Linked DNA regions of Homo sapiens: region 2 is linked to region 1. Evidence: chromatin loops called from intact Hi-C (ENCODE). Cell type or tissue: endothelial cell of umbilical vein. All regions are shown on one strand. Links, peaks and the distances in the headings refer to the core of each region. The heading gives the core; the rest is flanking DNA.

What was found. Peaks named below come from ENCODE experiments on the same cell type or tissue, not always from the same donor. Only the 100,000 strongest peaks of a DNase experiment are listed, where the experiment ranks them.
Region 2: a loop joins it to region 1, with 10 times the contacts of the local background. A loop is called at or near these places in 2 of 110 quality-filtered maps.

The regions. Positions count from the first base shown.
Region 1 is chr9:21,806,797-21,818,295 of GRCh38, reverse strand. It overlaps MTAP (methylthioadenosine phosphorylase), which reads right to left. Exons shown (of 8, transcript NM_002451.4): 2 at 2,777-2,863; 3 at 1,524-1,582; 4 at 94-261. It also overlaps the pseudogene TUBB8P1. Among named protein-coding and RNA genes, the nearest start is that of MTAP, 9.9 kb to the right of the region's middle. In endothelial cell of umbilical vein, for the core only: CTCF peaks have their summits at 4,263 (motif pointing left) and 5,133 (motif pointing left); DNase peaks (open chromatin) are centred at 4,245, 5,115 and 5,745; H3K27ac peaks cover 1,670 bases.
Region 2 is chr9:22,152,684-22,164,182 of GRCh38, reverse strand. No RefSeq gene overlaps it. Among named protein-coding and RNA genes, the nearest start is that of CDKN2B, 150 kb to the right of the region's middle. In endothelial cell of umbilical vein, for the core only: no CTCF peak of the experiment used is centred there; DNase peaks (open chromatin) are centred at 5,072 and 5,702; H3K27ac peaks cover 2,343 bases.

The DNA of each region.
Region 1 (11,499 bases), core at 1,243-9,242:
CCTCCCAGTTGCCCTGCCGGTTCCCACGCGTCGTCCATTTGAGCTGAAAATGACCAGCTACAATAGCCTAAAGCATTTTGTATGACTGCTTACCTGTCAATGAACTGATCAATAATGACAATATCGCCGGGCTGAATCTCCTCCCTCAAGGAGCCACAAGCTGTGGTCACTATGACATGTGTACAGCCCTCTTCCTTCAAAGCCCAGATGTTCGCCTGGTAGTTGACCTTTGAAGGCATGATGGTGTGCTGCCTTCCATGCCTATGGAAGGAGAGAAGAAATTGTTAACCCGTGATGAGTACACCACCAACTGTTTTCTCCTAGAGTCTAGAAAAAATTAAGTGATTCTCTAGCAATGACCACAGACTAACACAGGGGGTCTCCTAGAACCCAGTCCAGTGAGCAACTAAAACTAAAATTTAGGTTCACTGGATTCTGAGAAGCCACTCCTGTTTCAAATATGTAGAGTGGCAGACAGACCCTAGTGAGGACCCCACTGTCATGCTCTGTATAAAGGATCAGTGAACCTGGGACTTGCATTCAGCCAATAGAAAAATGGTAAACGTGCTATAAGTCACTCCCACGATTAGGCTCTACCTTGCAAGCATGCATAGGAGATTCTCCTGCCGGACTCCTGCATGCTTGCAAGGTACAGCTTAACCATGGAGGTGACTTCTAGCACCTTTGCCATATCCTAATAGCAAGAAGCAAGCTGCAGTCAAGTGAACAGCCTGTGGAGCAGGCCACACGGCAGGGAATGTGAACCACCTCTAGGAGCCAAAGGCCTCCGCCCTGTAACTTCTAGGGAGTGAATTCTCCTACAACTACACGAGCTTGAACAAGGACCTCAAGCTCCAGATGGGGACTCAGTCCTTGAATATGCCTTGTGGGGCCTTGTGCAACCCCAAGCAGAGGACTGGCTAAGCTGTGCCAGACTTCTGACCAACAGGAACTAGGAGATGATGTGTGCTATTTTAAGCTGCTAAATTTGTGGTAATTTGTTACACAACAGTAGAGAACTCATACATATATCTTGACTAACTTCTAACAATGGGATAAAAATGACTTGGCCTCCTCTGTAATATGGAGCAGCACCAGCCTCCTTAAGGAAACAACAGCACAGACACAAGTAACCCACTTCAGAAGCCCTAAGCCTACTTCCCACAGACATATAACTACTACCAGCAAGAGGTCATTAATGATGCATTGTTTTTCTTTATCTTTATAAGAAGGGGGAAAAAAATGAACAAAACATTTCTTCTTGCAGTTAGAACTAAAACCAGAGCTTTGATTTTAGTCATCTGATCTACTTTCCCAATGTAAGGGGCAAGAGCATGAGATCTTTGATCTCCTAAGTCAATATAACTTAACCAAAAATAAAACATTGTAAATAAAGGTTACTAAGATGTTCTGATTCTGCCAACATATAAAAGCTCAGACCTGTATCTTTACTCTTTCCAGAATTTAAGTTAAATTTAAATTATCCTTTAGTAGTAACATCCAAAAAGCTTAAAATACCATACCTTGCAAGGAGGACGCAATCAACATTTTTTATCTTCCCCAAAATTAAGGCATCAGATGGCTGCATGCAATGAAAAAATGACATTTAACTCAGTGATTTAAAAACAGGTATGTAAATTATAATTGTTCAACCACAACAGGACTCATGGAATCTGAAGAGTCTGAGGATACAACTTAGAGAAGAGGCAAGATCTGATTATCAATATAATCATTTAATCAATTACTTATTGATCCCTCTGCAGGCATAGATTCACAGGACTCAAGGTTACCATGGGCACCTGTGTAGGTACCATTTAGTCAGATCTATTTGTAACGAGTACCCCAGGGAACTCTGATGGTAGACTGGTCAAATTTAGATGTGTCAAGGTTATTGGGCAGGTTTGAGAACAGGTGTGAAGGTGAAAGGCAGAAAGGATAACAAGCCACCATCATGACACTAAGAATTCAGCACTGGAAATGTCTGCTTGTGTTAACCAGGTCTAAGATGATCATGGAAATGACTTGAGGTAACAAAGGCTGGAAAGACCCTTAGAACCGAGGGGTTTAAGAAAATGAACCAGGATGACTGCAGGACTGGGAGCACACAAGGTCAACCTAAGAATTTAGCTGAAAAGGAGGGTTTGGTTGGGACAGCCAGATAGAGAGATCTTACAGATGGACCAGAGGACGTAGCAATATGGAATTAGGAGAATGCAGACACCCTCACCCCGGCCTAGGCTGAGTGACATGGGCTTGGAGAACAAGCAACCTCTCCTATAAAAGGAGGAGCATTTTATTTCTAGCTCAGTTACACATTCAACTAACATCAGGTATGTTCTAATTCCCCAAAACAATTCTTTCCACTCAAATGCCGCTTCGTAACAATAATTCATCCTATTAGTCATCAGCCTGTCCCCTAATTAGTGTGGTGTGACCTATTGGCCACAAATTAGAAGATTTGAATGTAGATTTGAAAAGTACAGTCTGAAATGAGTCTGTGGTCTGAAATGAGTATCTGATTTCCAGCAACAGAATGAGAAGTGATTTACATACTAAGTAGCCATTTTCTCAAAACATCAAAGTGTGAGGCGCCCATCAGACACCTTCTCAGCTGATGGAACCCAACAGCAGAACTTCTGGCCCTCTCTGCTGGGAGCAGACAGCCCTGGGCTGCCAAAACAAAAGCAATTCTTTTTTTTTTTTTTAATTCAAAAATCAAGCCAGCAAGGAGAAATGAAAAAACTAAAAAACATGTCTCCACAAGTTGGATATTAACCTTGCCAAATGGAGTATCCACATATTTTTCAGTTCTTCCTTCTAAAATTTCTGGATCATCCAGGCCTGTTCCACCAATTATTCCAATCTAAGAGAGAAAAAGACAGAGAAGATTATTGTATTTGGTAATTTTTATTAGAAATAAGATTCTAAGCAAATTCATTTATTCATATGCTCTTCTCCATTCCTGCCAAGCCCTAGTTATTTTTTTGAAATCTGAAAATTACTGAACATCAATCAACAAATATTTCAAAGCCTTCCATAAAAATCAACAAACATTTGAAGGCCTTCTATATTCTATAAGTAACCAAAACGTAGGGCACCTTTTTGGACTACATCACATTTACTTCTGACTGTCTGAATTACAAGTCAGCATAGAGAGGTATTTTAACCAACTCAAGGTAGAAAATCAAACCTAAAAGTAGGCAAGTATGGTAGTGGAAAGTACCTTCTGATCAATTTTGTTTCTCTGTCAAATGGACTATAGAATAAACAATGTTCAGAAGACTGCTGGGATATAAAATATTAGGTATTCCATTTGGTATTGATTTCTCCTCACTGTTCTATTTGATAAAGAAATGAGAGATTATCTTTCCCACGCCATTAGAATCACAGAGCTAGGAGAGAATGCAGACAGAGGAGACTGAAATTGCATGAAAAGTTACCCGCATATACATTTATGAAAACAATCATTCATATATGTATGCAAATTCATATTTACATGTTGTAAATATACATATAGCATACTCATGTATATTACTCAGTAAATACATTTATGCAAATATAAATAATTCAAAAGGTAGTTATAAGTTTTTTTTAAGTTCATGCATTGTATTGCATTTTTCAGAGATTATCTTGAAAGTCCTTGTCTGAGTTAAAGAAACCTAGCACTATCCTCTGAGAGTTGATCTAATTTGATGATTAAGAAAGACAAACAAGAACAATTACAAAAATAAATAAAAATTAACTAAACTGTTAAAACTAAAAATAAGTAACAAATCATTAGGGAAATTTCCTTGGGCTGGTACCTCCTAGAGAGTAAACAGTGCCAGGCTAACTTTATTAGAAACCTAATTAATGCGAAGTGACCTGAGCATTGTTGTTTTTCAATGAAAAGCTTTAAATCTATTGTCACAAGGGTAACTAAATAAAATAAAGTAGGCCTCAAGAAAAAAATTCCAGGATTAAGAATTCAGTGAACATCTGCATTAAATAATTTTCAGGTCAGGTTACACAAGTTGAGTCCTATCAACACGTAAAAAAATGGTTACCTTTCTGGCTCAGTTTCCTGAAAAAAACAAAACACACACACAAAAAAAGCAACAACAACAAAAAACAAACAAGAAAATAAGGACAATTTAGTGAGGTTTTTACTGAAGAACTCTGCCTGTTTCCCATGACATGGTTACATAATTTGTGACTGTCCACCACAATTTCCTTAAGTGGCAAAGCCAGGCTTTGATGTTGGCGCCATCTTGTGGAGGTATATTATTAAAACCACAGCAGGTTAACATACTTTTATGTCAACGAACAAAGAGTAACCAGTATTATAGCTTTCAAATCAACAGAAGTGTTCACTTAAGTCAATACATTTAAATTACGGCACTTCAATAGAAAATAACAAAAATTCATACTGTTTTAGGAAATCCCAATCCTTCCTTAGCCTGGCTTCTCCATCTTATCCTTCATTCCGTGGACCTCTGAAGCACCACAGGTCATGAGGAGGCTAAGAAACCATCCAGCCCATATCCTCACCTGGGACACAGATATGAACTGCTGACTCTGAAATTACTCTCAGCCAGCTCCCTGGGGATTCAGCTACTAGCTTTTTAACTTATCACCACTTTGGCCTGGCTGTTTCTGGGTGTTCCCTGAGCCAGGGCATCTCAGATTCTGGATTCAACACTGGATGCTCGGGATCAAATACACAAATCGAGTTGGGCTTTGTTTGGAGCCACCCTCTGAGTTTAGGTGAACTTGCCCAGCATTGTAGCAGTTGTTGAGAAATGCTAACCAGGTGTCCCGCTGAATTTCAGAGCCCCTGAGCTCACTCTCAGCAACCCCAAGCTTCAGTCTGCACCACCTGGCTGCATAATGACTCTGCACCAGGTAGCTGGCAACTCAGCCCTCAGCAAGGAACATGTAGTAGCCCTGGACATGAAAGCAAGAGTGGCTACTGCTCTGGAATGATCTGCAGGCAAGCCCATCCAGTCACTTTACTAGGTCCAGTTGTTTACGGAAACCTACATTGTGCGAGGGATACAGGGACAAGTGTAGCAACTGAGTCCCGCCATCCCAGGAAACTGGACCTCTAAGATGGAGGCCAGCAGGGCCAAGATGTGGCCAATGTCGCCACCTGCTGGCTCCACAGCAAAGTACAACTGGGATGAAGTACCCAAGCACTGATGGCCCAATTCTATCCACATTCCTTTGAGTCTCTAAGTTTGTGTCAACTCAGTACTGCCTTAGTTATAAAGTAACTGTGTCTGTGGACTTACATGTTAAAGGCACTGTGCTAAGTGCTTCAGTGGCCTTACCTTATTTCATCATCAGGACCATAAGATGGGCCCTATAGAATGTTACCCGTTTTACAAACGAAGAAAGAGAAGCACAAAAATTAAAAACCTCGTCCAGGGGCCAATCATAAGGAGCAAAGCTGGGATACAAATCTAGGTCTTTCAGGCTTAACCACTATGATGTGCCCTCTCCCAATATCCCCTGGAGTCCTCCATAACATTATACCTTATTAGAAAAGTTATTTGTCTCCATGTTATGAGACAACATGCTCAGAGAGGTCAAGTTCATGACGAAGGTCACAGAACAAGCACAGAAACAGTGACTCCAGGTATCTGAGTGAATCATCTCAGAGGGGAGGAAAACTCTTTCTTAATGACCTCATCCACCCTCAGGAAACAATGACAAGACCTTGCCAGGCCTCCTGGGCAGGAAGCGTCAGTCCTCAGTCCAGTTAATTCTAGACTGTGTAGGAAATGTGTTCAAGACCTGAGATGGAATTTCTGCCCAGCCAGGACTTCTTTATTACACAAGATAGAGTTCTGAAATAGGGAGTCAATCAAGGTCCTTGACAGATTTTAAAAGCTAGTGGCTCATGCCACACTTTTCCACGGACTGACCATCAAACCAAACTTCTCAAAACTAGACCTTCTGCAATGATAATAAATAAAGCTCTCTATGACATCTGCCTCAGAACCCTAAAGCTGCCCACACCTACCTACAGTGACTTGAACCACCTGGTGTCTGCAGCCATGAGTGGGGTCACCATCTGTCTGCATTTCCCTGGCCAACTCAATGCTGACTTGCAGAAGCTGGCCGCAAACATGGTCCTGTTCCCCCACCTGCACTTCATGTATGGCTTCCCCCTGCTGACCAGCTGGGACAACCAGCAGTACTGGGCCCTCATGGTGCGTGAGCCCACTTGGCAGTTCTTTGATGCCAAGAATATGATGGCTGCCTGCAACCTCTGCCATGGTTGCTACGTAATGGTAGCTGCCATGTTCAGGGGCCACATGTCCATGAAGGAGGTGGACATGCACATGCTTAATGCCCAAAATATGAACAGCAGCTACTTTGTTGGTTGGATCCCCCAAGATATAAAAACAGCTGTGTGTGACTTCCCACCCTCAGGGCTAAAGATGTCCGGCCACCTTCACTGGCAACAACACTGCTATCTAGGATCTGATCAAGGGCATCTCAGAGCAGTTCACAGGTATACTTCGGTGCAAAGCTTTCCTGTACTGGTACACGGGCGAGGGCATGGATGAGATGGAATTCACCGAGGCTGAAAGCAACATGAACGACCTGGTGTCTGAGTACCAGCAGTAGCAGGAGGCCACGGCTGAGGAGGAAGAGTTTGAGTGAGCCAAGGAGGAGGTAGGTGGCCTAGAGCCTTCTGTTACTGTGTAAAGGGTGGAAGTGGTGTGAACCCTTTATTCACGCACAATCTGTTCTATGACAGCCATGTCTTAGTGTATGTGCGCTTGCTGTTGTGTCTTGACATCACATGTTCTAAAGACACCCCAAAGAAAGCATTTTCACAGTGAAAAAAAAAATTTTTTTGTTCAAGAGCAAATCAATCCAAGGGTCTGACTTCTCTGAGACTGTGAAAGCATTTATCCAAATACCAGTTCACCTGGTCAGAACAGTTACTTCTAGCAATGTGGAAAGGGTGCATAGTAACCCCTACTCTGTCTATTTCTTCTAGTACCTGGCTACAGGAGATTTTACCAACCCTTCTTTGTCCCAGAAACCATTCACCATCACTTTGAGGCCTGGGCACACTGCCGTAAGGAACCCAGCACTCTATAATGGCATTTTCAAAATACCATCACCCCAAGCGGTTGAGACTAGCTCATGCCAGGGAGATGGGCTGCCTCTGAGTGCCTCAAGCTCACGATAAGGTAAGCGAGCCAGAGCTGGAGCTGGCACAGCCCGATCTGAGCACTGCAGTCCTTTAGCTCTGGTTGCCATAACAATTTTGGCAAGCACAGCAGACGGAGGCCCTCATTATTAGGCTGACATGGCTTTGAGGCCTGTCAGGGCCTTGCAAAATCCTGGAAGCCTAGCTGTATGAGAGGGAGCAACCAACTGTCTCAGGCTGTGAGGACTGTTAAAAACCTGCAATAGGGTCCACAGGGATAGCTGGGGTCTCCATCTCTGACAAGACACCCCCTCTGTAGGCCACCCTTGTAGGTAATGGTTATGGATGGAATTGTATCTCCCCTAAGTTCATAGGTTGAAGTTCCAACTCTCAGTACCTCAGAATGTGACTGTATTTGCCGTTTTTAAAGAGGTAATTCAGATCAAATGAGGTCACTGGGATGGGCCCTAATGCAGTATACCTCATGTTATGGTTTGAATGTGGTCATCTTCAAAACTCATGTTGAGGCTTGGTCCCCAAATATAGTGATGCTGGGAGGTAGTACCTTTAAGAGGAGTTTGAGTCATGAGCCATGGTAATAATCCACCCCAATTAAGGGATTCATGCAGTCCCAGGGGAGGGTGTTCTTGCTCTCATTGGGTTGGATTAGTTCCAGTGAGAGTGGGTTGTTATGAAGCAAAGTTTGTCTCTTTTTTGTTTCCTTTTCCTATCTCCCTCGTCTCCCTTTCATTTCTTTTAAATAAACCTCTTCTCTTTATAAATTACCCTGTCTCAGGTATTCTGTTATAGCAACAGAAAACAGACTAAGAAAACTGTTGTCCTTACAAGAGATTGGGATATAACCACATACAGAGGGAAGACCCTGTGAAGACAAATGGAGAACATTGCCATGTACAAGCCAAGCAGACTGACCTTACAAGAAATCCACCTTGATCTCACCTTGATCTTGGACTTCTAACCTCCAGCGCTGTGAGGAGATAATGCTTCTGTTGCATAAGCTACCCATTCTGTAGTGCTTTGTTATAGCAGGCCTAGCGAACTAATACAGTGACTCTATATTTTAGTCAGAGAAGCTTGGATGATGCAAGCGCTCAAAACATCCATGGTTTTTATTTGAGCAAATGCCCCTTGAGAAGTACAGATATCAGTCTAAAGGGCAGACACCCTCTTAAAGACACACTTCACCTGCTGAAATGGCCAGATATTTTTAGAGGAGGACTCTCCCTAATGCATACTTTGTTAGAGCTCTCCTTTGCCTGTGGAGCAACAGTGGGAGCCACCCACCCTCCTGAACCAGCTGCTGGATACTAGGACATTCCCCTTCTCTAGCTTTCAATACCAAAGCCCAGGCCTCAGGGATTCTGATTAGTTGGGCAAGGCGTAGTTTGTTTTTAAAGCTCCGCAGGTGGTTCTAAAGTGCCCTCAGAACTAAGCAACCTGCTCTAGGGCCTAGACCATAAATTTCTTTCTTTTTTTTTTTTTTGAGACGGAGTCTCACTCTGTCGCCCAGGCTGGAGTGCAGTGGTGCGATCTCGGCTCACTGCAAGCTCCGCCTCCCAGTTTCACACCATTCTCCTGCCTTAGTCTCCCAAGTAGCTGGGATGACAGGAGGCTGCCACCGTGCCCGGCTAATTTTTTGTATTTTTAGTAGAGACGGGGTTTCACCATGTTAGCCAGGATGGTCTCAATCTTCGGATCTTGTGATCCGCCCGCCTCAGCCTCCCAAAGTGCTGGGATTACAGGCATGAGCCACCGCGCCCGGCCCCTAGACCATAAATTTTTAAAACGTGGGCTGAGTGTGGCAAGCTGAACAATGCCCCTGTCCCAAGAGATCCTAGCTACATCCTAATTCCCAGAACCTGGGAATGTTACCTCAAATATGATTAAATCCAGGATCTTGAGATGGGGAGATTATCCTAGATTACCTGGGTGGGACCTAAATGAAATCACAAGGAGGCAAGAAGGTCAAATGAGGAAGAAAGTGATATAATGATAGAAGCAGAGGGAGAGAAAAGGGGACATGATGTGGGGCCATGGGCCAAGAAGTGCTGGTGCCTCCAGAAGCTGAAAAAGGCAAGGAAATAGGTTTTCCCCATAAGCAAGAGAAACTTATCTTCTCACAGTTCTGGAGGCTAGAAGTCCAACATTAAGGTGAGATTGGGATTGATTTCTTCTAAGGTCAGTCTCCTTGGCTTGTAGATGGCAGCGTTCTCCATGTGTCTTCACATGGTCTTCCCTCTGTATGTGTCCGTGTCCCAATCTCTTACAAGCACAACATTTTTCTTAGTCTGTTTTCTGCTGCTATAACAGAATACCTGAGATAGGGTAATTTATAAAGAAAAGAGGCTTATTTAGCTCATGGTTCTACAGGTTCAGAAGACTGAAAAAGGCAAGGAAATGGTTTTTCTAAGAGGAACCAGCCCGATACACATGTTAATTTTAGCCCTGTAAGACTCATTTTGGATTTGTGGACTCCAGAACTGTAAGAGAATACGTTTGTGTGTGTGTGTGTGTGTTTTTTTTTTTTTTGGAAACAGAGTCTCACTTTGTCACCCAGGCTGCTGGAGTGCAGTGGTGAAATCTCAGCTCACTGCAGCCTCAACCTCCTGGGTTCAAGTGACCCTCCTACCTCAGCCCCCAAGGAGCTGAACTACAAGCGTGCACCGCCACGCCTGGCTAATTTTTTTGTTTTTTTTTTTTGCAGAGATGAGGTTTCACCATGCTGCCCAGGCTGGTCTTGAACGCCTGAGCTCAAGCAGTCTATCCACCTCAGCCTCCCAAAGTGCTATGATTACAGGCATGAGCCACCATGCCCGGCCTCATGTGTGTTGTCTTAAGCCACTCCATTTGTGAAAATTGTTATAGCAGCAACAGGAAACTATAACACTAAGGGAAGAACTTGTTAAAAATGTAGATGGCCACCCTTTCCAAAGCTCTCTAGGTCAGTGGCTGTCAAACTTCGGTGGACATCTGAATATTCTAAGGCTTGTCAAAACCTAGATTGCTGGGCCCCAGCCCCAGAGTTTCTGATTCACTGGGACTGGGGTGGGGCCTATGAACTTGCATTTCTAGCAAATGACCAGGTGATATGAATGCATGACACGCTTTGAGAACCACTGCTTTAGATGCTTTTGAGGCACAGGCTGGAATGCCATGACTACAACCACAGGTGAGGATCCAGAATCCACTGCATACAAACATTTTCCTTAACTGCTTCCTCAGCTGTACCTATAGGGTAAGATTTTTACTAATCCATAAAATTATCAAGAGAATAAAATGAAATAATGTATTACCATCAGTCTCTGTTTCTGTATACCCTACCACTCCTGGCAAAAATAAAAAATCAAAATAAACTTCCTCAAAGCAACAAAAAAAGCCCTTATTTCCTCCTTTTACTCTGCTGAGCAGTACAAAACCTGGCTGCTCCTACCTCTCTTCAGCAGGTAGTCTTTTTTGGGATTTAGCCTTGGGGTCCTCAACTAAATGTCAAACAGCTCTCCTGGGGGTATCTGGAAACAGGGCTATTTCTGGCTGTCATGACTAGGGGGAGTGCTACTGGCATTTCTGTGGAGGAGGTTAAGGGTTGTACTCCATGTCCTGCAATGCTTGGGACAGTCCTACAAAAGAAATAATTGTCCTGCCCAAAATGCCCTTGTGTCCCTAGGCAAAAAAAATGAAGGCTTGTTGGTCATGTGATTTTCAACTGGGGCCTGCAGGTTGTCCTCAGTTTCAGATAGCCACACAAGGACTCTCAGGCTGAAGGCCCTTGCAGGCCACACTCAAGACAGCAAAGCAGGGAGTGTAAAGGCCCATATTCCACAGTCTACAAACCATGACTTGTCCATCTCCCTTAATATCATTATGTTGATAGCTCACTACCAACCTACAATGGGACCATATCCCCTCCTTGTCACAGCAACCATGATTAACAAGTTGTTGTTATTATTATTATTATTTTGAGACAGGATCTTACTCTGTCGCCCAGGCTGGAGTGCAATGGCGCAGTCTCTGCTCACTGCAACCTCTGCCTCCTGGGCTCAAGAGATTCGCCCACCTTGGCCTCCTGAGTAGCTGGGATTACATGCGTGCAGCACCGTGCCTGGCTAATTTTTGTATTTTTTGTAGAAATGGGGTTTCACCATGTTGCCCAGGCTGGTCTTGAACTTCTGAGCTCAGGTAATCTGCCCAGCTGGGCCTCCCAAAGTGTTGGGATTACAGGCATGAGCCACCGCGCCTGGCCAAGTCTTATTTTTAATCTCCCAGAATGAAAGCTGGGAGGCTGCCCAGGGGAGCCATGGTACACTGCAGGAGCCCTCCAGAATGCC
Region 2 (11,499 bases), core at 1,770-9,769, 350 kb before region 1:
TCAAACTCCATTAAATATCTACCATGTGATAAGCATAGCTACACATTTGCCTATAATTTTTCTCATTTAAACCACATAATAACTCATAATATTAACAAATATTATCATTTCAAATTTACCAGAGAACACAAGCTGAGAAAGGCCAAGCAGCTATAATGAGCAGAACTGAAATTTTGACTCAGGCCTTCTAATTCTAAGATTTTTCCATAGCTTTACCTTTTTCCTAAATTCCTTGCTAAGTTCAGTCAGTAACAATAAAAGACACAAGGAGAAAGTATCATTATAGATTATACTTTAAAATTTGAGACACTGTTTTCCATCATTTTAAATTGGATCATAGATTTTAAAATAGAAAGAAGACTCAAAACCCTACATTCTCACCACCATGTAAAAGCAGAGAAAATAGCAAAAGCCCAGCAAAGAGAAGAGCGTAGGCTCAGAAGATGAACAGACATTTCTGAGAACAAATTCTGTCTCTGCCTGCTTTTATGATCTGCACGTCTCTGGGTACCTCATTTCACTTCTCAGAACCTCAGTTTCCTCATCTATGAAATGGAAAAAATTTCTCCCGAAGAGTTTTCTCTCAAGTATTAAATAATAATTATAATTGCAATCAAATTGTTACTTACAATTGTAATACTTGTAAATAACAGTTTGCAATTGCAAAGATAGTTAACCAACCTAGGTGCCCATCAACCAACTAGTGGATAAAGAAAATTTGATATATATACACACCAAGGAATACTACTCAGCCATAAAAAAAAAAAAAAACAAAATAAAGTGTTTTGCAGCAACTTGGATGGAACCGGAGGCCATTATTCTAAGTGAAGTAACTCAGAAATGAAAAACCAAATACCGTGTGTTCTCACTTTTTTTTTTTTCTTGAGATGGAGTCTCGCTCTGTTGCCCAGGCTGGAGTGCAGTGGTGGCATCTCGGCTCACTGCAAGCTCCGCCTCCCGGGTTCAGGCCATTCTCCTGCCTCAGCCTCCTGAGTAGCTGGGACTACAAGTGCCCGCCACCACGCCCGGCTAATTTTTTGTATTTTTAGTAGAGACGGGGTTTCACAGTGTTAGCCAGGATGGTCTCGATCCCCTGACCTCGTGATCTGTCCGCCTCAGCCTCCCAAAGTGAGGGATTACAGGCATGAGCCACCGCGCCCGGCCATGTTCTCACTTATAAGCAGGAGCTAAGCTATGAGAATGTAAAGACATGCAGAGAGATATAATGGACTTTGGGGATTTGGCGGGTAGGGGAAGAGGTTGGTAGAGGAATGAGGGATAAAAGACTGCATATTGGGTACAGCGTACACTAAAATCTCAGAATTTACCACTAAAGAATTTATCCATGTAACCAAAAACCACCAGTACCCCCAAAACTATTGAAATTTTTTTAAAAATAAGAAAAAATCAAATAGCATATACATTACCCTAGTACATGCCTAGAAAATCGTGGCTGATACGGTAAACTCTAAATTTTTCAGGAGCAAGTTAACTGATTTGCAAATTTAAGATGGGTTGAGTTAAAAACACATCTATACATCTAATATCACATTTTAGTATACATGTATATACACACAAATAAATTAGGAAACTATGCGGTAAAAATCATAAAAATTATTTCCTTATTAAGGATCAAATATGCAGTGTTTTTGTTTTGACATACAACTCCTCCCCAGTTGCAGCTTTATCTAGGCAGCCACCCGCTCAGCTCCTTCCCTTACTTCACTTCTCACCCTCTCCCATGCCATCATTCTCCCGGTCCTGGTGAAGACATGGTCTCTCTTCCCCCTTTCATAATAGCTGCTTCTTAACCTCCCTACTCATGTAGTGCATTGGGAGATGATTAGGGTCTAAGTCTTCTCCAAGACCCCCAACAGTAGCTAACTTGCCCCCAGATGATACTAAGCTACTCTGGTTATGTTTATGGGTTATTTGGGATTATTGGTGACCTTCCAACACTTTGCCCCCACTCCACCCGCAGCACACACACACCACACACCACCATCATCAACACTTAATTTATATTTGACTTTCTAGAATCAAATATATATCATTTAATTTATATTTGACTCTCTAGAATTTTTCTGCATTTCGCATTCCAAGTGGCTCTTTAGCTTATATTTCATTGTACTTAATGACAAGAAAGTAATTTCCTCTTGAAGATACATCCTATTTGATAGTTTGAAATGCTGAAAAATAATTCTCATACAAATCCAAACTCTCCTTTTGGATGATATTAATCTGAGTTTTATTTTTCTTCCCCTTGATCAAAAATTAAAAATAAAAATAAACACCTCCTCTAATTCCTTTTCCGTGGTGAAATCAGCTCTTCAGATAAGAGCCTAAGAAAATCAGGTTGTACTTCAAAGACATTATACTAGGTCTCAAAAGATTACATATGGTATGATTCCATTTCTATGGCAGTCTCAAGAAGCAAAACTATAGGAACAGAAAATACATCAGTTGTAGCGAGGATTTGGTGGAATGGAAGGGAGGTGATATGTCTGAAGATAAAGAGGCAAAAAGAATTTTGGGGAGTGTGGAAATTTTTCTGTATCCTATTGTGTTGATGTTTTGTTGGTTACAATAAGCTTTGCATGTATTAAAACTCAGAACTGTAAACCAAAAAAGGCAAATACTACTATATATATAATTTAAATGTTTTAAAATTTCTATTTTGATCTCTTATTATATGCCAGATCTTTACATAATTTTTCATCTTAATCATCATAAGAACCCAGTGAAATAAGTAACAGTATTATCTCCATTTTTCAGATAAAGAAACTGAGACACAGATTTACTAACTTGCCCAAGGTTACAAAGCTTAATGGAGGTGACCTTGGATTTTAATCCAAGCAGACTGACTCCAAAACGAAATATCCTTACCACTACCCTATGCTATCTCTGAAAAGAATGAAAAAGAACTTCATTTACCCTCTATCAATGAAACTAAATGACTTATTTAAGGAGCAGAATACCAGATATAACTATATGGGCATAATTTAATGTGCAAATGGAGCAGAGCACATGCCACCAAGGCAAACACACACATATATCTAAGCCCACAAAATGTCTTAATTGCTGTTTTAATAACTAATTACACTTTCCAATTTCCAATTGTCTTTGCAATAAAATATCTTCCTGTTTACATAATAAATGAATTTCAAAGTCAATTTCTAATTTCCTTTTTTTTTTTTTTTTTTTTTTGAGACAGAGTCTCGCTCTGTTGCCCAGGCTGGAGTGCAGTGGCGCAGTCTCAGCTCACTGCAAGCTCCGCCTCCCTGTTCCCGCCATTCTCCTGCCTCAGCCTCCCAAGTAGCTGGGACTACAGGCGCCCACCACCATGCCCGGCTAATTTTTTGTATTTTTAGAAGAGACAGGGTTCCACCGTGTTAGCCAGGATGGTCTCGATCTCCTGACCTTGTGATCCACTGGTCTTGGCCTCCCGAAGTGCTGGGATTACAGGCATGAGCCACCACACCTGGCTGTCAATTTCTAATTTCTAAAGAAAATCTTTCTGCAACTACTCCTTAAGAAATCAGTATTCCAATGCAAAGAAATTACAATATATCAATTGGAAGCTCAAATTACTTGTTTAAAAATTCAAAAAATTTAATTCCACTCCCCCTGCCTCTCTAGTTCCCCAAAACTAAATTCTTCTGGATATTTTTTGGAACTAAAACCTTTTAGTAATGAGGCAAACGGATAAATACACCCACATCTGGTGGCTTGTGGTCATTCTTACATATTCATCTAGGTCTTTCAGTGCCTGCAATCAATATACCCACAAACTCCATTCCAGGCACTTTACAAAAACAAAGCTGTCTTCTGCAAAAGTGATACATGGTATACCTTATATTTTAGCAGCAACAGCAGCAGTAGCAGCTCAGGAGAGAAAACAGAGGGAAACAATTATTATGGTTTTTAAAACTAAGAGTTACAAAGAGTGACTATATTTAGTAAGCACTATTTTGAGATGATAAAGTCTACTTAGTTTTGGTGCAAAAAGTTGGTTGAAGGATATTTGCATTTGGATTTTAACACTCAACACTCAATCATGATTAATTTAATCACCTTAGTACTATGTCCAAGATGGATTACACACATAATTATGTATATGTTCTTTTCCTCCAGGCAAGAATTATCTGGGGTCCATGTGACATTTCTGCCTTGAATCTGCCTTTCCTGACACATTCAAGGGTTTGATGAAGCTATTCGCAGCCCACCATGAAGCTCTTTGCAGCCCACTATCATCAGCCTCCAAACACCTTTAGTCTGAACCCTAAGATTCAGAAATAGTTTTTCTAATGAACTCTACTGCACTTTATGTAAATACAATTATATTTCATACAGTCATATCAAAAAAGGGAACCAAAGAGAGATATGTGGAAAGAACCTAGTTGATCTTTGGAGTCAAAGGACCCTATTCATCACTCATTTACCATCTGTGCAATGCAGAACATGTTTGAATTCTCCAGTTTTTCTTCTGAAAAAGCATTATACCTATATTTATCTTTTAAGGTTACTACTACAATCAAGTAAGATGTTGTTGGCCTAACAAAGTTCTTGGTACAGACTGGGTAACATAAGAATCATAATTATATTTACAACCAGTAAAAGAATTTATAATTACAATCAAGAAAAGAAATCCTATAGATAGAAAAGCATTCATCTATAGCCATTTGCAACTTTATTTCACAATATTTCCTTGGGCAAATTTCTCTACACCCTGCCCCAATATCAGGTTTTATCTTGTTATAAACCCGTAGGATTTTTAGTGTTTATCATGAGTTACCAGCATGTCCACCATGGAATACAATGATTTTGGTTTATCAAGTCAGGCTGGCTAGAGGAATATTTTAGAGAAGTAAATGACTTTGCAACCTGATGCAGCTAGCAGGGAGATTGCACAACCTTAATTCACAAGCACAAGCACACACACCCACACACCCAGGAAGCGTGGGGGTCTTGTGGAAGTCAGTAGCTTATCTATTATGTACACTCCGGAGCTGTAAACAAGACCATGTGAGGACTCAGCTAGAATGCTTCCTCTGAGTCAGTATTAAACAAACTTCCGAACTATTAGGGAAGGAAATAAAGCCACTGTACCCCCAAAGACACCCAGGACAGAGTGCCAGGGATTATGGGAGTTGTTTTTAATATTCTGCCAGAGACTGATGCAATGATTAAAGGAGGTTTTGTAATAAAAACAACATACTGCTTAACAATAAATAGCTAGCATAAATTAGAATGGGTTGTAATCTCATAAGGAGTGTCCTACCAGAAATTTACATGACCAATTATGTAAAAATAACAAAATGTTTTGAAAATCTTTAGTGCTGTACTTCATAAGAATGCTAGCACAACTTTTTGTTTGGTAACAATTACTTTAGTATCATATCACAGTATCTATTTTGATTCAGGATAAATCACAGGCAAAAATCTCATCAATGGTAAAAATAATACAACACCAGGAAATCACAAATTCTCAAAAACAGTACAGCATGGGGCAGTGGAGAAGACTCTGGCTTTGAAATCAGAAGTGTTCAAACTACATTTTCTAGTTTTGTGATCTTGAGCAAACTGTATCTTATGAAGATATCATTTTTTCATCTATAAGATAATGACATTCACAAGGTTCTTATTAAGATCATATTAGATATTAGATGAGTAAGCACTTTGACAAATATGTAGAGCTGTATGAATGTGAGATATAATGACTCACTGCTTTAACCTGTAAAAGTCCTCAGGTCAACTCAAACAGAGTTAGAAAGAAATCAGGTTTAGAATGCTCTGGAATTGTTTTTCTTGAAGGCTAATGAGTTCTAAAGCTTGCCTCTCCTTTGGCCTGAAGTAAGTACATTTTTATTTTTAGGAAGGAAAAAAAAGATGGATATCACCTGTAACTGAAAATCTGCAGTTATAACTTGATCCTGAGAATGCAGATGCTCTTACTTACACATAGTCTTGTTTCTGAGTTTTAGAAGACTGAATACAGAAATCACCAATCATAAAAAGGAGGAAACAAAGCATTTTAATTTCTTTCAATGTCCACAAAGTAGAATGTTTCATTAAGTGTTGTCTGGGTGTTCAGACAGTAAAGGACATTACCATTTCCGGCAACCCAAAACTTGACCTCACATTTGGACTTCTGACGGTAAACTTCCTGAGAGGAAATTAAATACAGAGAACCTCTTCCAGTTTGGGATACCGGTTCTGCCAAAAACACCGTGAGAAACACTTACACTAAATTAACTTTTTGAAATTTACCCTTAAAATACTAAAGCTAACAGAAAGGGCAGTGTATTTTTTTTTATTTAGAATAGGGAGTGAAATCAAAATCAAATATGTCCAATATATCCTTTTCTCCTTTTATTCCTCTAAAAATTTGTTCTACAGTAAGATAAAAGAGTTCTTCCTTGCTTTCCTATAATATCTTTACTTGAACTCTAATCTCTAGGCCTTAAAAATGAAAACATTCAATTGAAAGAAAAAAAGGAATTATAGCAGACATAATTTACATATATGACATATATAAATCAAAATAAATATGACTTGTTCACCCTACTTTTATTACTCAAGCTACCCAGGATCATTCAGGCTCTCTTTCTTATCTAAGGTGTGGTTCACCTTCTGAGTTCAGTAGACAATTTGAGAGGTCAAATAGAGTCCATCCTTCAGGCAGATGAGACACTGCCCTATTTTTAAAAGACTTCTAGAGAAGGAAATTCCACAAGCTTCCTCAGTTACACATTCCAGTATCTATGAACCTCACTGTCTGAAAATTTTTCCTTTTCTCTTATCTAAATCCCTCATACTGCAGCTTAAGCCTATTGCCTCCTGTCTGGTCCTTAATGGAGATCATCATCATCCTTCACAGATCAACCTCCTCACTCTAGGCTCCTTTCAGATTCTGCAAGCCTGGAACCACTTGATTCCTAACTCTCCTTATTCACAACTCTTCAATCATTATTGTTATTTGCCTATGATTTTCTTCCAAGTTGTTTTTCTCCAATCTTGTTTTCATTTCAAATACCCTTTACAAATAATTCTTTAAAGAGCAAAGGAAATGAAAATTATCCAGTAATTTTACTACACTAAAACAATCTTCTTTCAATTTTCTTTGTTCTTGCCCTGACTCTGTAGACAGACATTGTAACCATACTATGTCATTTTATTGAATTTATTCCAAGTTTTAAAATTGTTAAGTTTCCCAACCCAGGACGCGCTTAAAATGAGCTACTTTATCATTATAATTTTGACAACGCTGGTATAAGGTTTGTGATCAGAAGAATTTTCTCTATCATTCAATGTATTTAAATGATGACTAGCAAGTACTGGGCTGGGTTCTAAGAATTTAGAGTATTTAACAAATAGTTCTTGCCCACAATCAGGTCTTAACAAAACACTCAGCCAATTAATTCGAATTTTAAAACGATTCTGTATTGGTGATTTCAGCATGTACCTAAACTGTGCAACCTTAGATGGGGGGCTGAGAGAGCTGGATCTTGGGGAGAGCAGAGGCTGCAGAAGCCAGGAGTGAAGAGTCACCTGGCAGGTAATCGGAGGGGTAGAGGGTTGTGATAAATTACCACAGCATCCGCTATCTACTGGGAGGCCAGAGCACCTAAGGACAGAATGCTCAGTGCAATCCATAGTTTAACTGGGCCTCTGTGGGAGGATATTTTGTCAAAGTCTGGGCTCAGTGGCAGCTGCCTCCCAAATATTTTCTGAATTGTAGTAAGAGAGCTTTGTTACCAGAATGAAATGGCAAATTGGTACAACTGGAGAATAAGTTAATAGGGTAATGTGACTTCGAGGTAAATCTTGGGAATTTACTTAGTAATTGATGAAACCATCTAATATCATCAAGAGAGCAACAACATTAAAGTAAAAATTGGTTCCACTACCATAACGTCTTCAGATAAATCCCTCTTCAGTTCTCACCCTCAGTTTCTTCACCTATAAAAGCAGACATTTATGGTGTATCCTAGAACTAAGATTCCAGGAAATAGCAAATATTAAAAATGACACATTATCCTTTCAAAAACTGAACATATAATCCCTTCCTTAATGTTGGGATTTTCACTAATTCTTAGGCCTAAATTTTTTTTTCCAGAAATCTCTTTTATTTCTTTAGATATATAAAACACTGTTACTTTATATTCTCTCTGATAATTCCAGTATCTGGGTCTACAGAGTCAATCTGTTGCTTCTGCTGGATCTCATAGTGTATTGTTTCCTTGTGGTGTTTATGAATTTTTAAACCTGGAGATCTCATTTTCTTTTCTTTCTTTCTTTCTTTTTTTTTTCTTTTTTTTTTTTGTAGAGATGGGGGTCTCTCACTGCGTTGCCCAGGCTGGTCTCGAACTCCTGGCCTCAAGTGCTGGGATTCCAGGCGTGAGCCACCACGCCTGGCCGAGATGTTCCTTTTCCTTGGAACTTGATCAACACAAAATCCTGAGGCCTGTCGTGGTCGTGTTCCTCTGGGACAGATTCTCAACCGGGGACACTTCTGCTCCCAAGGACACATTTCGACGTCCTGAGACATTTCTGGGTGTCATAACAGTGTGCACGCATGTGTATGTACCTGCACACGCTACTGGCACCTCGCGGATAGAGCCCAGGGACGCTGCTCACATCCTGCACGGAGACTGACCTGCCCAGCGTCCCTAGGGCGGGCTCCAGGTAGGGTCTGCATGTGCCTCTGCCAGCCACCTAGACCCTGCCAGCCGGGGCCACTTTAAATTCTCCCCTCGTGGTCTCCAGGGCCACACAGTAGCCTGATTTCAAGCTGTAAACTTGGAGGACCTATTTTTTTTCACCTTGCACGGAACACCAAGGCTGAAAGGCAGTTTTTCCGGAGGTGCCAGCCTGTCTCACATTTCCGCTTCAGCTGCGGGGTCCAGCTCTATGTGGGCGGTCTCCTGATGAAGTCACCCCGGGACAGACACTGTTCTGTCTCCTGCTTCCAGTCCAGTAAAGATACCAGGATCCCCCAGGGCATGGCAGGCACCCTCAAAGGCAGACGTGGGGAGGCCCTGGTGGGCAGACCCCAGCCTGCTGACGGGGGGCTTCTCCCCAGCTGCCACTGGCCCACCCACTGCGCTGCAGTCCACCTGGTGCTGGGGCTGTGGGGCACAGGCCCTCAGGACCTGCTCCCTTTCCTGCCCAGGAGGTCCAGGCCTGGCATCCTTATGTCCCCTGGAAAGCCCACTCCCTTCTTCAGGGTAGGAGGGCAGCTGCATGCTGGGCTGACTTGGGCCTGTCCTGGGACACTCCTGCAGGCCAGGTGCAGCAGGGGATGTGGCTCTGTGGGGTTGCTGTGGGCAGGTTAGCATGGAGCTGGGCTCTGGAAGGGAGTTGCCACACTGCCTGCCAGGACCCCTCCTCTGAGACAGGTGCCTTGTGGGACAGTGTACCAAAGTGCCCTGGACACGAGGGGGCCCTGCGCTCCACACAATCTGACCCCGCATCGGGGGCCCTGCGCCCCACACACTCTGACCCCGCATCGGGGACCCTGCGCCCCACCCCCACTGACCCCGCATCGGGGGCCCTGCGCCCCACACACTCTGACCCCGCATCGGGGACCCTGCGCCCCACCCCCACTGACCCCGCATCGGGGGCCCTGCACCCCCACACACTGACCCCGCATCGGGGGCCCTGTGCCCCACACACTCTGACCCCGCATCGGGGACCCTGCGCCCCACCCCCACTGACCCCACATCGGGGGCCCTGCACCCCCACACACTGACCCCGCATCGGGGGCCCTGTGCCCCACACACTCTGACCCCGCATCGGGGGCCCTGGGCTGCAGAACCCATCAATGATGTTGCCGTGCCCCTGGTTGTGGTGACACTGGGGCCCTCCAGGCTGGGCTGAGCAGGGTCCCCCCACCAGTGCGTACTCCAGCACCAGTGGGAGTGGGCCTGGGCAGGGGGTGAGGGAGTGACACCCAAGGGGACCTGTCCCAGCTTCCTCCTGTACCCTGGGGGTTCTCGTTTTCCTTGGCTAAGGGAAGTGGCCTCTCCCAGCTGAAACCTGGGGTCAGGCTGGGCATGAGAGGAAAGCGGGGTGAGCGGGACCCCAGACCTTGGGAATCCTGAGTGGGGGGGACAGGCTTTGCCTATGAAGTGCCTGGGAGCTGTCTGGGGGCCCTCCTGGGGAGCCAGACTCACAGGTTGTTGTGTGGGACTCAATGTGGGGCAGTGTCCTGTCTTAGGCCTAAATTTTAAAGAGATATAGATAGACTATGCTCTCAAGAAGTTTAGTTTTTAAAAACTGAATTTTGGGTTTAAAATACTGAGGGAGTGTATAGCTTAATAGATTCTGAATGAAGAGCAAAAGAGCCTATTAATTCATCCATTCATTCAACAAATATGTGTTGAACGTCACCATGTAACAGGTTCTGTGCTAAGGGCTGGTAATATTTTGAAGAATAAAATTCAAGGTCCCAGAAAGACAGATTTGTCATACTTGAAACAAATCATTAAAGAGAATTTAATGAAGAGTCTGTTTTTAAAAGATGTGAACTGCGTTAAGGGAAACTGAAGCACCCTAAGGCTAGCAACAGTGAGGAGGACAGAAAGAGAAAACAAGGAGCCAAGTTGAATTACCGGAGATCATCAAGGAGAAGAAATAGTTATGGAACCCAAAAGCTGTAGAAGAGGACTGCCTGAAAGGAGCTATAACCCTCAGTAGAAACACACAGTAGCCTTCTTTCTTATCCTCTGGTCTTTACTTAACTGAACTCAACTGGAGGGCAGAGGCAGGGGACCCCAACTGATGCAGCTCCTAGAGGTCAACAAAATGAAGAATATATAGCCCATTCCTGCTTTAAAAAAAAATGTATTGCTTTGTGACAGAGAGAAACATTAAACAACAAAGAAAGAAATATAATAAGATAATTTCAGATAATCATGAGGGTCTGAGGAATTTAAAACAAGGTTGTGACTGAGGGGGTGAAGGTCCCTCTAAGGAGATGATATTTTTACTAAGAACTTAAAAGAAGGAGCCATCTATAAAGATAAGGAGGGCATTCGAGGAAGAAGATAGAGCAACTGTAAAGTAGTAGGCCTTTGGAGGGTTTTTTGCAGTGTTTGAGAATTGGGGGAAAGGTCGAATACTTTTGGCATATGTTAAGGCAGGGAAGAGTGTAATAAATGAGGTCAGAGTAGTAGGCAGTGCCCATACCTTGTAGGAGAGGAGACCTTATTGATCATGGCAAGGACTCTAAAGAAAGGGTTCCACTTTAGTGCAATGGGAAGCTATTGAATGATTAGATGCAGGAAATTAACGTCATTTTGTTTATATACCCTAAGACCTCTTAGGCTACTGTGGAATACTAAGGTTTAAAGGTACAAGAATGGAAGCAGAGAGACCAGTTACAAGAATATTTCAGAAGTCCAGAGAGAGTTGGTGGTCGTTTGAGAAAAGGTGGTAACTTGAGAATCAAAAAGAAGATAATGTACTTTCACATTGTGTCTTAGTCCATTCAGG